Linked DNA regions of Homo sapiens: all the other regions are linked to region 1. The links are chromatin contacts, found by Hi-C or POLR2A ChIA-PET in ENCODE. All regions are on one chromosome and are shown on one strand. Each heading gives the region's core, a stretch centred on a gene start or an enhancer-like site at or near the end of the contact. The rest is flanking DNA. Distances are from core to core; before and after follow the strand shown.

Region 1 (3,580 bases), core at 679-3,178:
AGTGGAACAGCACAGAGACTATGCAAATTAACTTCCTAAATTATCTTTCCTGTACAGCTGTGGGGGGTAGCCTGTGCTCTGGAGTACAGGTCCACGGTTCACGTTCCAGTCCTCCCTTCCCCTCCCCTGAATCTCACTCACAGACAATGCGGCAGTGAAAGAGCCAGGAGATGTTGGGGCTGCGTTCCATCTGAGGCAGAGCACAGAAGAGGCCTGTCAGGAGGCCTGGGGCTCACCCCACACCCTCAACCTAGCCCTCCCTGCTCCTTAAGCCTGCCCGCTGGCTACTCCCTGGCTTCCACCTGCTCCAGAACTCCCTGCCTTGACTCACAAAGTCCACACGGTCCTCAGCCAGCCAGTGGAAACATTTGAGGAAGAGAAGAAGAGTGAAGAGTGCAACAAAGCGGGGGCTGAAGTCATCCCGAAAAACGGTGAAGGCCAGACAAGTCTCTGTGACGGCGTACCAGGAACGTTCCAGAAGGTGCTGGGGGCCAGGCAGGGAATAATGTGGATACCAAACATTCTTTCCCAGCACCCTGCCCTCACCTTTGGGGCAGCCGACATCTTACCTCCATCTCTGCTGCCCTCAGTTGCCCAAAGAACACCTTGCCCATCACCTTGCCCAGAAGGAAGACAAGGACAAAGGCCTGGATGTACAGGACCTAGGAGTGGGGAGAGGCTGTGGTTTGAGGTCACTTTCTGCTTTCCTCTCCTTGGGACTCATCATGCAGGATCCTCCACATCCTCATCACAGTTTATTCAAAGTTAGGCAGCTGGCGGCTACTTCCCTACTTACCTGACCTCTAGCCCCGCCCCTTGCCCAGGCAGACTCCTCCTTCCCTCCCAGGGAGTTCCTCCCTCCCTGAGCCCTGAACTCACTGCCATGCTGGGGCTGGACTTGGTCAGGTACACCACAGTGGGGTAGAACTGGTGTTTGAGGTAGTAGGCGTGAGCCACCACAGCCCCGGTCAGCGCCAGGCTGGCCGCCATCATCACTGCCGTGCGGAACATTGCCCTGGCCCGGAGACCTGCATGGGGCAAGAAAATAACTTATGTGATGCTCGTGCTGTGCAAAATAGCCCGGTGCCTGGCACAGCCTCAATTCATAGGAGAAAGTGGGGGGGAAATCACATTTCGCCCTCGAAATCATCAGACAAAGAATAGCTTACGCTACCCCATTTTACAAATTAGACTCGAAGGGGTTAAGTGATCACACTGACGCAAGGCCTGGAACCTGGGTCAGTCTTGCTTCAAATCTAGGGCTCTTTCCACGCTGCCTGCCAAGCCGCCTCCTCTAGGGAGGTGATGAGGAAAAGCTGCAATGTTGGAGGAGGGGGAGCTGCACCGCTGACCCTCCGGTGGAGAAGATGGGGTGGGAGGCAACAGCAGAAATCTGCTCCAGGGGCGGGAATGCGCAGCCAGGGCTGAGAGCAGCCAAGGCACAGAGGATAGCAGGCTGGGCAGGCGACAGCGCCGGTGACAGCTGTGTTAGGGTGGGCAGTTCGGACGCCCGCCCTGCGGGAGCGGGCGGGGAACGTCAGCCTGGAATCCTGGGGTCCCCCGACCCCCGGAGTAGTGTCAACTCAGAGCACCACAAAAACAGCGGGACGGGAGAGAGCAGCAGCGGGACGGGAGGAGCCGGGTCGCCCTCGCGGCCGCGCACCTGTGAGCACCAGGAGTTGCGGGCGTCGCAGGCAGGGCCCAGGCTTGAGCAAAGCGGCCGCACCGGCGTCTGAGGTCTCCGGCCAGCTGACAGGCCGAAAGCGTGCGGCGGGGCTGAGGGGCGTGCCGACTCCGGAGACCTCAAGGGGAAGGTTCGGGTCCCGACCCCAACCACAACTCGGGCCAGACTTCGCCCCACTCACCAGGAACCCAGCGCCGCGAGCCCGCTCAATCCGCGCGACTGCGGCTGCCCCTCCGGTTAACAACACTCCCCACCCCCTGCGAACCGGAACTTCGGGGGTCAGACACCTCACTTCCGGCGGCGCGGGGCGCGGCGTGGGTCGTACCAAGTGCGTCCTGCCCTGGCTCGCACTGCGCCCTACGTGGGCCCATAGCAATGGTGTCACCACCGTATCTGGGGTGATGTCTACGGGGAAGGGCTGGGCAAGAGGTCCGAGAGGTGGTCGGAAGGTAATAAGGCAACAGGGGGGAGTCGGAGGTCCCCCTATTATTTATTAGTCACAGATGGTATGGCTCCTGCGCTGAGTGGCCTCCTCGGACTGGGGGACTCGGCCCCGCGAGCAGCTGGGAAGGGGAGCCGCTTGCGGGCTGTACCACCTGGAGCGGGGAGTAGGCCAGGGACAGACTATACAAGCCTGAGGGGAATGAAATGTTTTCTTAAACATTTAGGGAGAGTCACAACAGTTTGACAAATACGGTGCTCTCTGAGAGAACTGGATGCGGAAAACAAAAATTTGTCTTCTCCATGATCACCCCCACAAGTTGTGTGGGAGTGAGTTGGGTCCCGTGGCTGCCACTGATTGGTTGCGATAAGTTACGCGGCCCAATAAGAAAAAGAATGTACCTTTGCTGGCCTATAGAAAGGGGAAAGCAGGTGAGTGGTTGTTAGGGGCGGACAGCTGCGTTGCCTAGGCCCTGGTCCCGCTCCAGTTGGCTGAGAGTAGGGAAAGCTCAGTCCTTGGGCGAGTGATCCCTGGCTGGCCTCCGGGAACGTTTGCCGCGCCAGGACAGGGAGGGACAACCAGGTGTACCCGAGACTGGGAGATTAATTCCTGCTAATCTTGGGACGGAAGTGTTCTGTTTGTTCAAAGGAATTGACTTCAGCGTCGCAGGCCTGCCCGCATCTCAGTGTCTGATTTTGCTGCCCATGTGTTGTTCAGCTCTGAGCCATAAGCAAGACCCCCACTGGTCCTGGGCTGCACTGTATTTTAGTTCGTGTCTGGGTCGCAGCCAACTAAGCCTGCTGATTAACAAAATGGAGCTAATGCATCCACTTTGTGCCTTGCGTTTTCCTCCGTCATCTCATTTAATCATCAATCACTAAGGTTTATGAGCTAGGGGGTGCTACCCCCTCCCCCGAAACGTGGGGCAATTGAAATTCAAAGGCTTACCAAAACCTGTCCTAGGATTGGCGCCAGGTCTGTCTGCCTCTAAATCTCTGTGCTGTTGGTCTCAGCCATCTTCCCTGCCACCTGTTGACTTGACAGTTTCAGCTTATAACCAGTCAGAGTTGGCTTCCCCGTAAGGCCACGTATAACTTTTTTTCCCCCTTTTCTTTTTATTTATTTATTTATTAATTTTTGCGACAGGGTCTTGCTCTGTCGCCCAGGCTGGAGTGCATTGGCGCCATCAGGGCTCATTGCAGCCTCGACCTCCCGGGCTCAAGCGATCCTCCCACCTCAGCCCCACAAGGTGTTGGGATTACAGGCGTGAGCCACAACACCTTGCCTATCTGTAACTTTCTAGTGACTGCATCCAATGGTTGGCTTTCAGCCCTTGCTTGACTCAACCTCTCTCCCCTTCTTGAAAGTCTCCTCCCTAAGCTTCTGTGATCCACATGCCTCTGCTCCTCTTTTCTCTCTGGCTATGCATGTGTCCTCTTCTCTTTACCTGATGT
Region 2 (3,580 bases), core at 437-2,936, 450 kb before region 1:
AATTCTCAATAGATGCTCCCAATGCCCAAGCAAGAACAGGCACAATGCCAGGGTGCATCCAGGGCCACCAGGAAGCACTTGCCTTCCCCTGGTGGAGGCAGGGCTCAGCAGCAGTGCTATGTGTTGAGGCAGTGGGGTGGTGGCGGGGGGGGAGTTTCGGAGTGCAGATTCTGCAGATCCCCTCCCCTCCACACACAGCCTGCTTCTCTCTCTCTAGGCAGGCTGCCCACAGCCTCTGTCCTCACTGCCTCCGGATGCCAAGGCACCAGCTGCTGCCCCAGAGCCTGGCACAGCACTCACTGCAGCTGGCAAGGCCCGGTTTCCTGAGGCCACAGGGCAGCAAGGCTGGTGGGGGCCTGGGCAACATCGGGACAGTCTGAATCCCTTCCTCTGTCTACTTATGGTACCAGCGGGGAGGGCCAGAAAGCAAAAGTGAGGACCCCAGCAGAGACAAGAGGGTAAGGCGGGGAAGAGTGGCAAGGAGGAGGGAAGGAGGGAGGTGGGGCAGAGCCAGGAAAAGGAGAACCATCGCAGAGACAGACAAGAAATGAAGACGGCTCAGGGCTGTGAGGGAGCAAGAAGGGATGAGCGCGGCTATCTGGATAAAGAAAAGGAGCAAGCCCTGCGGGAACAGGTACAGGAGATGGGAAGAGAGCCAGCAACGAAAGTGGACAGGGACCTCTAGGGAACAGAAGCCAAGGCTTTCTGGGGCCTTGCTGTTTCCATAGCAACGAAGCCTGCTGCCCAGGCACTAGGAGAACCAGGGGGCTCAAGGACCAGAAAAAGGAATGTTTGACCTTGGTTTTGCCACATGTACTAGTCCCACCCAGAAGCCATTCCTCCCACTCCCTCACCTTCACTGCAGTCAAAGAAAGTATCATTAAAGAGAGTCAAACAGAAAGAAAGAAAAGAATAAGGCAACCATGTGAGTAAGTGATTGGGACAGAACAAGAGGCCAGCAAAAAGGAAAGAGGCGGGTCTGGGGCTGGACAGTGGCTGCCAAGGCCAAGTGGAGAAACGAGGCCATTTCTCGACTCCTCAGCCCTGCCTCCAGTCTCCTGGGGTGGGTGGCAAAGCTAGCTACTCTGGAGCCTGCGCCTCCACGGGCTCCAGTCCCTTTACCACCGGAGACCTGGGTCAGCCCAGAGACGCCAAGAGGCCTGAGGAGCAGCCAAAGAGAACCTGAAAGCCTTCGAGAAGAGGGACAGAAAAAGAGATGAGCAAGTGTGGAAAGAAAACCCGAAGATGGTGAGGAGAGAGAGAGAGAACCTGAGTAGGGGAGGTCGGAGCATGACTTCAAGGGACTGGTGGAGGGATTCTACTGGGGTGAGCCTGTAGGGGCGGCGGAGGGGCTCAGCAGAGCACAAACAAGATCTGGGCTGAACAAGCCCTGAAGCACCAGGGGGCGCTCTCCCCTATCTCGCCGGTCTGGCGCGACTGGGAACTACAACTCCCAGCAGCGCTTGCACAATTACCGCCCCTAATTGCTCCGGACCGAGAAAGGAAGATAATAGCTGATGCTCGTTTATCTCCCACAGTTGGGGAGTCTGTAGCCCTACAAGTGTCCCCAGTGAATGTGGCTAGAGACTAGTTGTTGTGGTCCTGCATTTCTGAGAACCATGCATGAGGGACAAAGCAGCTGCCTTCTTTCCAGGCCCAGCTCCCAGACCTCCTCTGGGAAGGTCTCCAGCGCCCCCCTCCGCCCTCCCTACTCTCGAGCTCTACAGCTGTCTGTTCTGCTCACTTGGCACTTACTGCCTAATAACATCTTGTACTGCTCCCTGGAGAGGAAATGTGATGTGAGAAAGAAGACCTGGGCGCTAGTGCTGGCTCCACCACCAGCTTTGTGACCTTCGCTGGTCACAAAGCTGGGCTCTAAGTCCCAGCTTCCCCGTCTGGAAAATGGAGCTGATCATCAGGAACTGCACAGGCTGCTGTGGGCACCTCAGAAAGAGAAAGGGTGGGGTCCAGCTTCCTCAACCATAAAGCATCCCACAAATAAACGACTCATGCCAGTTGGTAACTTTCTGCTAGTGTCCTGCCTCTCTCTGTGTCTCCCTCTCTTTCTCAATGATTTTTTTTTTTTTAATGGAGTCTCACCATGTTGCCAGGCTGGTTTTGAACTCCTGGCCTCAAGTGATCCTCCCACCTCGGCCTCTCATAGTGCTGGGATTACAGGCATGAGCCACCGTGCCTGGCCTCAATGAATAAATTAACTCCTCTGAAAAGAGTCTGCACTTTTCATGTACTTTGCATGGACCACACTTTATTGTAGGTGTTAGAACATCAATCAGCCCCTTAGTAACAGAGCCCATTGGCTCATATAAAATAAATTTGCTGAGCACACAGCTACTTATGTGCCAAGAGCTGTGTGAAGCACCGGGGGCATAGGAACAAAAATATCCAATCCCTGGCCTCAAGGAGCTTGGTCTAGTTGGGGAAGCAAACAGGTAAAGTGACAGTTATGATACAGTGTGATGAGCCTTCTAGTGGAAGTGTGGACAAAGTGTGGAAGTGACCAGGTTCACCTGGGGTGTTCAAGGAGACTTCCAGTGTGCATGGCCTGGCTGCTTTTTCAAGAGTCAGACGAAAGAGACACACCAAGTCATTGGGGAGAGGACAAGGATGGCGGAAATCCAGGCAAACAGAAGAGCAGACTAAAGAATGGAAATGGGACTCCATAGCCCCAGTGCTTGGCACCCACTGGAGTTCCTTGAGGACTTGTTATAGTGGCTTGTAAACTTCTTAGGAAAGAGATTGTCTTAAGAAAGGCAGCCTCAGTACAGAAAAAGGAGCTAGAGCCCCCAAGCAGGCTTAAAGGCCCTGTGCTGGCCACAGCTCCCAATCAGAATTTCCCTGGACTGGGCACCTAGCAGGCTTCCAGAATTTGATGGTTAAATTGGGGTTGCCGTGCTGCCTGGTTGCCTTAACAAAGAAACAGATACTTCCTAGGGATCAGCCTGAACAACTGCCACATAAAAAGATACCTGTGTTCTAGAAAGAAGTCATCAGAACAACTGGGCTTTGCGAAAGAAATGGAGGTTTGTGGCCCTTCACATCAGGGCAGCTAATGGGGCCTTTGGAATGGCACTCGGGGAGCAGACCCATCACTTCCCACAGGCCTCAGAGAGGACAAGGGGATGTGCCTGCGTTGACTTGGCTTCCCCCCAGGAAGCACAGTTAGCCTGCAGCAGGATGAGGGCTGGGCTCTCTGGGGACCATGGGGGTCACTGACCTTTTGTTGGCTGGTGCACATCGCCGGCTCCTCCTCTCCCGGCCCCCCCCTCGGAGAACAGTAAGGACCCTACTGGAGAAGCAGAATTGGGGAGTCAGGCACAGGGGGTACCGAGCCAGTCCCTCCCCAGCCTTGAGGGGATGAAGGGCCCTCTCCAGGGTGGAGGTGCTGCTTGCACGGACAGGGGAGGAGAGGCTTTTCTGGGGACTCCCTTGCCTTCAAGACCTCTAAGGAAGGAGCCGCTTGACAAACCGAGGGCGATCAGCCCCACAGACCCCATCAGATTCATGATCACCGACTTCCACTCTTTGCCTGGGGTGGGGAGACTGGGCAGAGGAACAGAGG
Region 3 (3,580 bases), core at 623-3,122, 440 kb after region 1:
GCGCCCGCCACCACACCTGGCTAATTTTTGTATTTTTAGTAGAGAAGGGGTTTCACTATGTTGGCCAGGCTGGTCTTGAACTCCTGATCTCAAGACATCTGCCCGCCTCGGCCTCCCAATGTGCTGGGGTTACAGGCGTGAGCCACAGTATCGGGCAGCCAGATGGTTTTTAGTACAAGAACGACACTGTATTTTAAAATAATTATTCAGTTTCCTGCTTATGTGGGGATATGTAAGGTTGTCATGAGGAGTAAATTGGAGAGATTAAGTGAGAGGACTCATGTAAGGCTCTTTGTAGGTGCGAGGCAGAATAGACAGTTGAGTGGATATTGGCCATGATGGTGACATAGTCGGCGCACTGAGGAATTCAGGGTAGGGCTGGGAGCTGGAGACGGTAATAACCTGGGGGTCTGTGCATACAGGCTGGAGTCCAAGAGATGGTTCAGAGACAGTTCCTCTAGTCAGCCTCAGGCTAGGTGCTGTGGCTCTTCGCTGTAATCCCAGCACTTTGGGAGGCTGAGGTGTGAGGATCACTTGAGTCCAGGAGTTGGAGACCAGCCTGGGCAACATGACGAAACCCCATCTCTACAAAAAATACAAACCAAACCAAACAAACACACAAAAAACGGTGGCTCTATTCAGCCTGATAGAAACGACTTGTGGTACAGGCCCTAAGTCAGGTACGCTGCTGCCCAAGAGCCTGACTGGTAGATGGAGATGTGAAAGGGACACAGGGCTCTCCACGTAAGCAGGAGGCAGCAAGAATGACAGTTCCAGGGGTTCTACGTGGAAGGAAGAGGGGGCCAGGAGGAAGGGACTTCAGGTCAGATTGAGGGGGCATGTGCCATCCGGAAGAGGAGAATGTCGATGTAACTGTGAAAGTCCAAGTCCTAGCTGCTTTTCCACTGCCCTGGTGTACAACCTCAGGCCCTGCAGACTGCACATCTGAGGACCCCTGCCTGCCCTGTCTGGCTTCTCTGAATCTAATAAGGGAGAAGATGCGTTTGAAAAAGAACACGGAAGAGGGAGAGAGAAAAAAAGCACCAAGGTCCATGTTCAGAGAGCCCTGGTAATTTTAACTTGCAACTCACCCAAGAAGAGCCTAATGGTCGCAAGAGTATGTAGGAAGGCCCCAACCCGACCCGGCCCAGCACGCAGCACCCAAGGGCGGCTGGAAGCGCAATGCGCGTGCCCAGTACAGCGCTATTCAGTCTGCAGGCTTTTTGAGGATTTCAACTTCAAAGAACGGTCGGCTTCGGGGCGAACTTTGCTTCAGTTCCAGGCCTCGGGAGGCAGCGAGGAGACAGACTGGGACACCGAGCATGCAGAAGGGGAGTGGTCTTGAAATACGCGGAAAGGGAGAATGCACCCCTCCTGGCCAGCCTTGCCGGGCGAAGTGAGAAGTACTGAGGCCTGAGAAGGCTCCACGCGTGCGCAAAGGGCCGCTCGCTGTGATTACTGGGGTGGCGATGGTTGTGATGACGCCGCTGCCCCGCCTGCGCCGAAAGGGAAACCCCAGGGGAGGCGGAGGCCAGCGGGGATTTCTGAAGCCAAGTGGTCCCCTTCATCCACGACGGACAGGAAGGGCGACCCCCTGAGGCCACTTCCAGGTCTTGCGACCGGAGGAGAGTTACCAAGGAGACGCTCCTCCCGAGGCCTCGCGCGTCGGAAGCTTCTGTCCCCTGGATTCCGGTTGACGGACGCGTCCCCCGAGCAGGTTCTCGGTAGCAGCCGACACGCCCCACCCCGGGCACAGCGAGGTCTGAGGACCACGCTAAGGCGTCACGTCCGCCCTGATCCGCGGCAGCTATGGAACGGGCGGAGCCGCAGCGGAGGGCGCTCCGCTTTGACGTCACTTCCTGTGAGCCCGGCGGTGACAACGGCAACATGGCCCTGAACGGAGCTGGTGAGGACCTGGGCGGCAGGGGTTTGTGGCTGTGAGGTACGGGAGGCAGCCCACTCCGGCAAGACCCCCAGTCCCTATGCCTCTCTTCCCCAGAAGTCGACGACTTCTCCTGGGAGCCCCCGACTGAGGCGGAGACGAAGGTGCTGCAGGCGCGACGGGAGCGGCAAGATCGCATCTCCCGGCTCATGGGCGACTATCTGCTGCGCGGTTACCGCATGCTGGGCGAGACGTGTGCGGACTGCGGGGTGAGGCGAGACTCGGGCGAGTGACCGGGGATGGGTCCGCGGGCCAGGCCACTCAGCCCTTCCCCGGCCCTCCCCTCTGGACCCCATTGCCGGCGTCTCATTCCGGCCCCGTGTGCTTTTTGGTCCGTAGACGATCCTCCTCCAAGACAAACAGCGGAAAATCTACTGCGTGGCTTGTCAGGAACTCGACTCAGACGTGGATAAAGATAATCCCGGTAAGAGTAAAAAATAATCCGGGAGAGGGGCCGGATATGCTTAGGGGGGAAGCGTGGTTAAGTGGTGATAGAGGCCCGAGAACAGTAGGGCTGAGAGGTGACAGTGGAGTCTCTGGGTGGGGTAGAAGTAAAATTATTTCTCCTTTAGGCTCTAAAGAGGACCCTTAACTCAATAAGAGCACCAAGCACCTCCTGTGTGCCAGCCACTGCGCGAGAGTCTGAGCTCAACCAGGCCCAGTACTGATGGAGAATTGAAGCTAGGGCATAAATGTGATACAAAGTAGAAAGTGGATGAGTTGCCTTATAGAGGGACAGGGAAAACACCTCAAGCACAGAAAGAGCAGAGCAGAAAAGGAGATGGCTCAGGGCTGAGGTGGGCCAGGCATCCTGACCATTCCACCCACTTTCTCCTCTTTTTAGCTCTGAATGCCCAGGCTGCCCTCTCCCAAGCTCGGGAGCACCAGCTGGCCTCAGCCTCAGAGCTCCCCCTGGGCTCTCGACCTGCGCCCCAGCCCCCAGTACCTCGTCCGGAGCACTGTGAGGGAGCTGCAGCAGGACTCAAGGCAGCCCAGGGGCCACCTGCTCCTGCTGTGCCTCCAAATACAGATGTCATGGCCTGCACACAGACAGCCCTCTTGCAGAAGCTGACCTGGGCCTCTGCTGAACTGGGCTCTAGCACCTCCCTGGAGACTAGCATCCAGCTGTGTGGCCTTATCCGCGCATGTGCGGAGGCCCTGCGCAGCCTGCAGCAGCTACAGCACTAAGAGAAGCCCCTGAGAAAAACCCTCTAGAAAAACAGCTGTTCCTCTGTGTGGTTTGTTTTTTTCCTGGTTCCAAGTGTGCATGCCAGCCCCAGCTCCACTCACCTTTTTCCAGCTTTTGGCCTCTTCACCTCTCCACTCTGCTCTCCTTGACGCCCTGAGATGAGTTGAGCTTGTTTCTTCTCAGTTTCCCCAGTCAGGATGAGGGAGTAGGTAGAGGACTATGTGATGCCCCTTTTCTAAGGAAGAAGCCATAGCCTTTTCAAAGGTAGCAGCCAGAGGGGTGGACCCTAGCCTTGTCTCTGGCAGCACCTCTGCAGCCTCTTCCGCCATCTGGTGTCCATTCCCCACCTGGAAGTGAGGTTTTGTGTTCCGATCCCCTTGATAGATTCCCCTCCTTCCCCTGAGCATCCTGACCCTATCAGCCTATCCCATCTCATGCCCACCCCAGGT
Region 4 (3,580 bases), core at 1,081-3,580, 390 kb after region 1:
TGCCTCCGCACCTAGGTATTCCTCCGCCCACACATATGTGGGGGAAAGGAAGCGAGATCAGACTGTTACTGTGTCTATGCAGAAAAAAAGAAGACATAAGAAACTCCGTTTTGATCTGTACTAAGAAAAATTCTTCTGCTTTGAGATGCTGTTAATCTGTAACTTTAGTTCCAACCCTGTGCTCACAGAAACATGCGCTGTATTGAATCAAGGTTTAAGGGATTTAGGGCTGTGCAGGATGTGCCTTGTTAACTATATGTTTGCAAGCAGTATGCTTGGTAAAAGTCATCGCCATTCTCCATTCTCTATTAACCAGGGACATGATGCACTGTGCAAAGCCACAGGGACCTCTGCCCGAGAAAGCCTGGGTATTGTCTCCCCGACTGAGACAGCCTGATATGGCCTTGTGGGAAGGGAAAGACCTTACCATCCCCCAGCCCGACACCCGTAAAGGGTCTGTGCTGAGAATTAGTAAAAGAGGAAGATCTCTTTGCGGTTGAGATAAGAGGAAGGCCTCTGTTTCCCGTATGTCCCTGGGAATGGAATGTCTTGGTGTAAAGCCCACCAGTCATTCTATTCTGAGATAGGAGAAAACTGCCCTATGGCTGGAGGTGAGATATGCTAGCGGTGATACTGCTCTGTTACTCTTTGCTACACTGAGATGTTTGGGTAAAGAGAAACATAAATCCAGCCTACGTGCACATCCGGGCACAGTACCTTCCCTTGAACTTATTTATGATGCAGATTCCTTTACTCACATGTTTTCCTGCTGACCTTCTTCCCACCATCACCCTGTTCTGCCGCAGTCCCCTTGCAGAGATAGTGAAAATAGTAATCAGTAAATACTGAGGGAACTGAGAGACCAGCGCCGGTGCAGGTCCTCGTATACTGAGTGTGCCGGTCCCCTGGGCCCACTGTTCTTTCTCTATACTTTGTGTCTTATTTCTTTTCTCAGTCTCTTGTCTCCACCTGACGAGAAATACCCACAGGTGTGGAGGGGCAGGCCCCCTTCAAACATGTTGGTCAGGCTGACCTGGAACTCCTGACCTCAGGTGATCCTCCAGCCTCGGCCTCCCAAAGTGCTGAGATTACAAGCGTGAACCACTGTGCCTGGCCCTCACCCCAGTTTATAGATGGGGGACCTAACGCACCCAAAGGGAACTGTGTGAGTTCTCACATCCAATGAGGGGCTGAACCGTGATTGAAACCCAGCACCGTCTCACTGTGGCATCTCTGCCCTTGAGTTATCTCCCAAAGGCATCCCAACCAGACTTTTCATAACCAGTCCCAGAATCTCACCAGTGCTCCATAGCTGTGGTTGAGGCACTGTCCCCAAGCCTGGGTCCTGAGACCCTACCAGCAGAAGAACCACTGCCTGTCCAGCCCCTCCTACACAGCTCAGGGGCTGGATCCCCACCAGTGTGATGTGCTGATTGAGCTAACACCACTCCATGGCTGTCTACACAGGCACTGAGAGATGCAATCCGTTGGCTTGAGAGCCGGGCAGCTGAGCCCAGGAGAGCAGGGTCCCCTCCCAGCCCTTTGGCCTCTTCCAGACCTGCCCAGTTGCTCCTTCTCCCTCCCTCCTTTCCTGGGGTCACTTCTTCTTCCCTCCTCAGTCTCTCCTTCCTCCATTCCCTGGGTGCCCGCCCCTGCCCCGGGGTTCTGGACCTCCTTGGAACCTTGGATTCACTCTCTGCCTCTCACCCACGCTCTTTCTCTGGGGCGTCTCCTCGTGCTTCTCTCATGGTCACTTCACCAGGACCGACTCCTCCCCGGAGCCTGGAGGCACCCACTTGCTGGTGGGAGAGAGTGTCTGGCGTGGGGCCAGTCTCCCTCTCTGGGTCTCTGCCTCACTCCTCACTGCACCCTCTCATGCCTGTCAGTCTTTCTACCTCTCCCCCTTTTTGCCTCGGTTTCCCCATCCCTCTGTCCCTTCTTAAGCTCTCATCCTTACAGTACGCTAGAAGGCAGGCTCTATTATCCTTTAGGATTTAGGCCTCTTTAGATAAAAGGGCTCACAGGCTTGGAGGGTTTTAAGTGACTTACCCGGCGGCGGAGTACTGATCTTAGTACCGCCCGCCGCCCCGGACTGCCCCGCCCCTCCCTAGCCCCCCCATCCCCGCCCCTCCCTAGCCCCCCCATCCCCGCCCCTCCCTAGCCCCCCCATCCCCGCCCCTCTCCCGCCCCTCCCTTGTCCCCGCCCCTTCCCGCCCCAACTCAGGTTCTGCCCCACCCCGCCCCAATTCACGTCCTGCTCCGCCCCGACGTAGGCCCCGCCCTGGCCCCCGGGCCCCGCCCCCGTCTGACGCAGGCCCCGCCCCCTCTCCGCCCCGCCCCGGCTCGGGCGGCCGGAGGACCCGGAGCTAAGGCGCCCGAACCCGCGGCGGCGGTGGGGACGATGTGGTTCTTTGCCCGGGACCCGGTCCGGGACTTTCCGTTCGAGCTCATCCCGGAGCCCCCAGAGGGCGGCCTGCCCGGGCCCTGGGCCCTGCACCGCGGCCGCAAGAAGGTGAGTGCGGCCGAGCTCCGTAGGCCGCGGTCGACCTGGGCCTTGCCTATTCCGCGCCGCCGACCCCGTCGCGTTGCGCCCGGCCTGACGTGGCGGCGGAACCAAGGGGTAGCAGGCCGGGGAGGGGGCGGGCAGTGCCTACGTGGCGGGCGGAGGGACCGAGGGACCGACAGGCGGACAGGGCCGGGGTCACGTGGGCCCGGCGAAGTGTCCCTAAGGCTGACCTGGGGAGAGACCTGGCTGCGGGCCCTTGTCTTCCGGCCACACAACAGCTCTGGGACCATCTCAGGCCCCGCTGCCCTCCCCTAGGCCACAGGCAGCCCCGTGTCCATCTTCGTCTATGATGTGAAGCCTGGCGCGGAAGAGCAGACCCAGGTGGCCAAAGCTGCCTTCAAGCGCTTCAAAACTCTACGGCACCCCAACATCCTGGCTTACATCGATGGACTGGAGGTACCTGCTGCCTTGCCTGCCCGTCTCTGCCCCTCACGATGTCCTGGTTACCCACTCCTGTCTCCCCTCCTGCCCTGTTTCCACCCTATGTGCCCCAGCACCCCCAGATTTGGTTTCCTCTTCCCCATCTCTCCCAACTTCAAGTCGCTTATCTCTCCTTCCTCTCTGCCCCTCCGCCCTTGATAACCCTGTGTCCCCTTCCCCAGACAGAAAAATGCCTCCACGTCGTGACAGAGGCTGTGACCCCGTTGGGAATATACCTCAAGGCGAGAGTGGAGGCTGGTGGCCTGAAGGAGCTGGAGATCTCCTGGGGGCTACACCAGATCGTGGTGAGGTGGGGGGCAGTGGTGATGAGAGCAGGGATGGGGGGTTGCAGGTGCTGGGGCGTGATGGCTCCTTTTGCCCCCAGAAAGCCCTCAGCTTCCTGGTCAACGACTGCAGCCTCATCCACAACAATGTCTGCATGGCCGCCGTGTTCGTGGACCGAGCTGGCGAGTGGAAGCTTGGGGGCCTGGACTACATGTATTCGGCCCAGGGCAACGGTGGGGGACCTCCCCGCAAGGGGATCCCCGAGCTTGAGCAGTATGACCCCCCGGAGTTGGCTGACAGCAGTGGCAG
Region 5 (3,580 bases), core at 464-2,963, 270 kb after region 1:
TATATATATATTTTTTTTAATTAATTAATTAGTTAACTATTTTTGAGACGGAGTCTCACTCTGTCGCCCAGGCTGGAGTACAGTGGCATGATCTCGGCTCACTGCAACCTCCGCCTCCCCAGTTCTAGTGATTCTCCTGCCTCAACCTCCCGAGTAGCTGGGACTACAGGTGTGTGCCACCACACCCGGCTAATTTTTTTTTTTTTTTTTGAGACAGAGTCTCACTCTGTCGCCCAGGCTGGAGTGCAGTGGGCGCGATCTTGGCTCACTGCAAGCTCCACCTCCTGGGTTCACGCCATTCTCCTGCCTCAGCCTCCTAAGTAGCTGGAACTACAGGCGCCCACCACCACGCCCGGCTACTTTTTTGTATTTGTAGTAGAGACGGGGTTTCACCGTGTTAGCCAGGATGGTCTCGATCTCCTGACCTTGTGGTCCATCCGCCTTGGCCTCCCAAAGTGCTGGGATTACAGGTGTGAGCCACTGCACCCGGCCCTAATTTTTTGTTTTTAGTAGAGATGGGGTTTCACCGTGTTAGCCAGGATGGTCTCAATTTCCTGTCCTCGTGATCCACCTGCCTTGGCCTCCCAAAGTGCTGGGATTACAGGCGTGAAACATCACACCAAGCCCGAGACCCTGTTTTTAAAAAGGAATACCCTGGCCGGGCGCAGTGGCTCACGCCTGTAATCCTAGCACATTGGGAGACCAAGGCGGGTGGATCACCTGAGGTCGGGAGTTCGAGACCAGTCTGACCAACATGGAGAAAACTCTTCTCTACTAAAAATACAAAATTAGCTGGATGTGGTGGTGGTCGCCTGTAGTCCCAGCTACTTGGGAGGCTGAAAGCAGGAGAATCGCTTGTACCCAGGAGGTGGAGGTTGCAGTGAGCCAAAATCACGCCACTGCACTCCAGCCTGGGCAACAAGAACGAAACTCCGTCTCAAATAAATAAATAAATAAATAAATAATAAAAAGGAATACCCTAAATGCATCTTGTGTCAGATCCTGGAAGAGAGGACATTTGTGGAAAAACTATTGAAGTCCAAAAGAATTTTAGTTAACAGATACTGTGTCAGTGTTCATTCCTTAGCTCTGATGTGGTGACAGAACATGCTGTCATCGGGAGAAGTTGTGGCGGTATTCTGGAACTCTCTACACCTTTACAGCTTTCCTAGAAATCTAGAATTATTCCATGATAAAAAGTTTTTTAATGCAGTAACAAAGATCTACATTTATTTATTTATTTATTTATTTATTTATTTATTTATTTAGAGACAGAGTCTCGCTCTGTCACCCAGGCTGGAGTGCAATGGTGTGATCTTGGCTCACTGCAACCTCCGCACCCTGGGTTCAAGCGATTCTCCTGCCTCAGCCTCCCTAGTAGCTGGGATTACAGGGGTGAGCTACCACGCCCAACTAAGTTTTGTATATTTAGTAGAGACGGGGTTTCGCCATGTTGGCCAGGCTGGTCTCAAACTCCTGACCTCAAGTGATCTGCTCACCTTGGACTACCAAAGTGCTGGGATTACAGTGTGAGCCACCGCACCCGGCCAGAGATCTACATTTTACATGGCAAGATGTTCACAAAATAATATTCAGTAAAAAGAAATGGCCAGGCGTGGTGGCTCACGCCTGTAATCCCAGCACTTTGGGAGGCCAAGGTGGGCAGATCACGAGGTCAGGAGATCGAGACCATCCTGGCTAACAGGTGAAACCCTGTCTCTACTAAAAATACAAAAAGAAAAAAAATTAGCCAGACGTGGTGGTGGGTGCCTGTAGTCCCAGCTACTCGGGAGAATGGCGTGAACCTGGGAGGCGGAGCTTGCAGTGAGCGGAGATCGCGCCACTGCACTCCAGCCTGGGCGACAGAGCGAGACTCTGTCTCAAAAAAAAAAAAAAAAGGAAATGAGTAACAGGACAGCATGTGTGCAGCCATGCGCATGAGGAGGGCGGGCCCAGCTGTGGCCGTCAGCGGCTGTAGCTTTGACTTTTTCTTTGTACTTCTTGGAGCACGTAAATCTGTTACAATGAACATGTCATTTTTATAGTCTTGTAATTTTTAGAATAATTGTTTTTTCTTTTTTTTTTTTTTGGAGACGGAGTTTCACTCTTGTTGCCCAGGCTGGAGTGAAATGGTGCGATATCGGCTCACCGCAACCTCCACCTCCCGGGTTCAAGCGATTCTCCTGCCTCAGGCTCCCAAGTATCTGGGATTACAGGCTTGCACCACCACGCCCAGCTAATTTTGTATTTTTAGTAGAGACGGAGTTTCTCCATGTTGGTCAGGCTGGTCTCCAACTCCCGACCTCAGGTGATCCGCCCGCCTTGGCCTCCCAAAGTGCTGGGATTACAGTCGTGAGCCACCGCGCCCAGCCCTAGAATAAGTTTTATAATCAGAAAAAGCAAACTTTTTCTACAATGTAATTTGGACCACTGTGTGGCATTCCTTGGCATGGTTTTAGCACGCTCATTTTGACCCAGTCCTCTGCTTGTGGGCATTACAGTTTTCAGCGTTCAGCTCTTCTAAACAGCACACCTACAGGAAAGTCCTTCCTTAGAATCTGAAATGTTTCCTCAGGATACTTTCCTAGAAATGGCCTTGCTAATGTAAAAGTGTGCAGATTTTTTTTTTTAAATAGGATTTCACTCTAGTGCCTAGACTGGAGTGCAATGGCCTAGTCAAGGCTCACTGCAGCCTCAACCTCCCGTGCTCAAGCAGTCCTTCTGCAGTCTCCTGAGTAGGTGGGACTAAGGTCATGAGCCACCACTCCTGGCTAATTTTTAAATTCTTTGTCAAGGCAGCGTCTCACTATGTTGCCCAGGCTGGTCTCAAAACTCCTGGGATCAAATGATCCTCCCACCTCAGCCTCCCAAAGTGCTGGGATTACAGATGTGAGCACCGTGCCTGGCCGATATGCTGATTTTGAAGAGGCTTTTCATACCTGCCACCTTCCAGAGAAGTTGTGCCCAGGTGTACCCTCCCCAGCAGAGAAGATGGTGTCTGCCTCCCATGCCCTCACCCACAATGGGTGTAATCATTCCGAGCCAAAGGGAACTTGTCTGGGCTGGTGTTTGAACACAATGAGATTGGAAATTTTTTTTTTTTTGAGACAGTCTTGCTCTGTTGCCCAGGCTGGAGTGCAATGGCATGATCTCAGCTCACTGCAACCTCTGCCTCCCGGGTTCAAGTGATTCTCCCTGCCTCAGCCTCGCAAGTAGCTGGGATTGCAGGCGCCCACCACCATGCCCGATCAATTTTTGTATCTTTAGTAGAGACAGGGTTTCGCCATGTTGGCCAGGCTGGTCTCGAACTCCTGACCTCAGGTGATCTGTCCGCCTCAGCCTCCTGAAGTGCTAGGATTACAGGAATAAGCCACCGTGCCCGGCCGATTGCAAATTTTTACGTGCTTGATCATATTTAGATTTCCTTCCTGAATTACTGATGATTTCTTTTGCTCATTTTTCTTCTGTTGCTTGACTTTTTAAAATTAACAATCTGGCCAGGTGAGATGGCTGTAATCCCAACACTTTGGGAGGCCGAGGCAGGCAGATTGCTTGAGTCCAGGAGTCCAAGACCAGCCTG

The links. A loop is a pair of places that touch in the nucleus more often than their neighbours do. ChIA-PET counts read pairs that join two places held with the same protein, here RNA polymerase II (POLR2A). Pooled maps may share reads with other maps.
Region 2: a pooled map shows a loop between it and region 1 (8-fold over the local background). The contact joins the enhancer-like site here to the promoter of SYVN1 in region 1. A Hi-C loop is called at or near these places in 1 of 168 maps with a recorded cell type or tissue (CD8-positive, alpha-beta T cell), 1 of 37 single-sample maps with no recorded cell type and 7 of 50 pooled maps. POLR2A ChIA-PET finds 5 or more read pairs at or near these places in 1 of 52 experiments (activated B cell).
Region 3: a map with no recorded cell type shows a loop between it and region 1 (8-fold over the local background). The contact joins the promoter of ZNRD2 here to the promoter of SYVN1 in region 1. A Hi-C loop is called at or near these places in 8 of 37 single-sample maps with no recorded cell type and 11 of 50 pooled maps. POLR2A ChIA-PET finds 5 or more read pairs at or near these places in 2 of 52 experiments (AG04449 and activated B cell).
Region 4: a pooled map shows a loop between it and region 1 (5-fold over the local background). The contact joins the promoter of SCYL1 here to the promoter of SYVN1 in region 1. A Hi-C loop is called at or near these places in 12 of 50 pooled maps. POLR2A ChIA-PET finds 5 or more read pairs at or near these places in 5 of 52 experiments (CD4-positive, alpha-beta memory T cell, OCI-LY7, PC-9 and 2 more).
Region 5: a pooled map shows a loop between it and region 1 (4-fold over the local background). The contact joins the enhancer-like site here to the promoter of SYVN1 in region 1. A Hi-C loop is called at or near these places in 3 of 50 pooled maps. POLR2A ChIA-PET finds 5 or more read pairs at or near these places in 7 of 52 experiments (A673, CD8-positive, alpha-beta memory T cell, GM12878 and 4 more).

The regions. Positions count from the first base shown.
Region 1 is chr11:65,132,591-65,136,170 of GRCh38, forward strand. It overlaps SYVN1 (synoviolin 1), which reads right to left and starts at 1,929. Exons shown (of 16, transcript NM_172230.3): 1 at 1,866-1,929; 2 at 880-1,028; 3 at 570-662; 4 at 332-484; 5 at 142-190. The coding sequence starts at 1,011. RefSeq lists silencers at 532-708, 2,425-2,608 and enhancers at 1,310-1,379, 1,668-2,571, 1,930-2,439.
Region 2 is chr11:64,687,170-64,690,749 of GRCh38, forward strand. It overlaps NRXN2 (neurexin 2), which reads right to left. Exons shown (of 23, transcript NM_015080.4): 5 at 3,236-3,307. Among named protein-coding and RNA genes, the nearest start is that of NRXN2, 34 kb to the right of the region's middle. RefSeq lists enhancers at 671-1,591, 1,731-1,780. Within about 2 kb of position 1,687, at least 25 of the 41 ENCODE cell types and tissues checked have a DNase peak (open chromatin) inside an H3K27ac peak, as active enhancers do.
Region 3 is chr11:65,568,605-65,572,184 of GRCh38, forward strand. ZNRD2 (zinc ribbon domain containing 2) reads left to right here and starts at 1,873. Exons shown (of 4, transcript NM_006396.3): 1 at 1,873-1,906; 2 at 2,000-2,151; 3 at 2,282-2,366; 4 at 2,787-3,284. The coding sequence starts at 1,888. The coding sequence ends at 3,130. ZNRD2-DT (ZNRD2 divergent transcript) reads right to left here and starts at 1,809. Exons shown (of 1, transcript NR_038923.1): 1 at 616-1,809. RefSeq lists enhancers at 1,231-1,950, 1,961-2,190.
Region 4 is chr11:65,522,753-65,526,332 of GRCh38, forward strand. It overlaps SCYL1 (SCY1 like pseudokinase 1), which reads left to right and starts at 2,331. Exons shown (of 18, transcript NM_020680.4): 1 at 2,331-2,512; 2 at 2,822-2,962; 3 at 3,169-3,291; 4 at 3,372-3,580. The coding sequence starts at 2,402. RefSeq lists a silencer at 2,179-2,678.
Region 5 is chr11:65,406,002-65,409,581 of GRCh38, forward strand. The region is part of intron 10 of FRMD8 (FERM domain containing 8); the gene reads left to right. Among named protein-coding and RNA genes, the nearest start is that of NEAT1, 15 kb to the right of the region's middle. Within about 2 kb of position 1,714, at least 2 of the 41 ENCODE cell types and tissues checked have a DNase peak (open chromatin) inside an H3K27ac peak, as active enhancers do.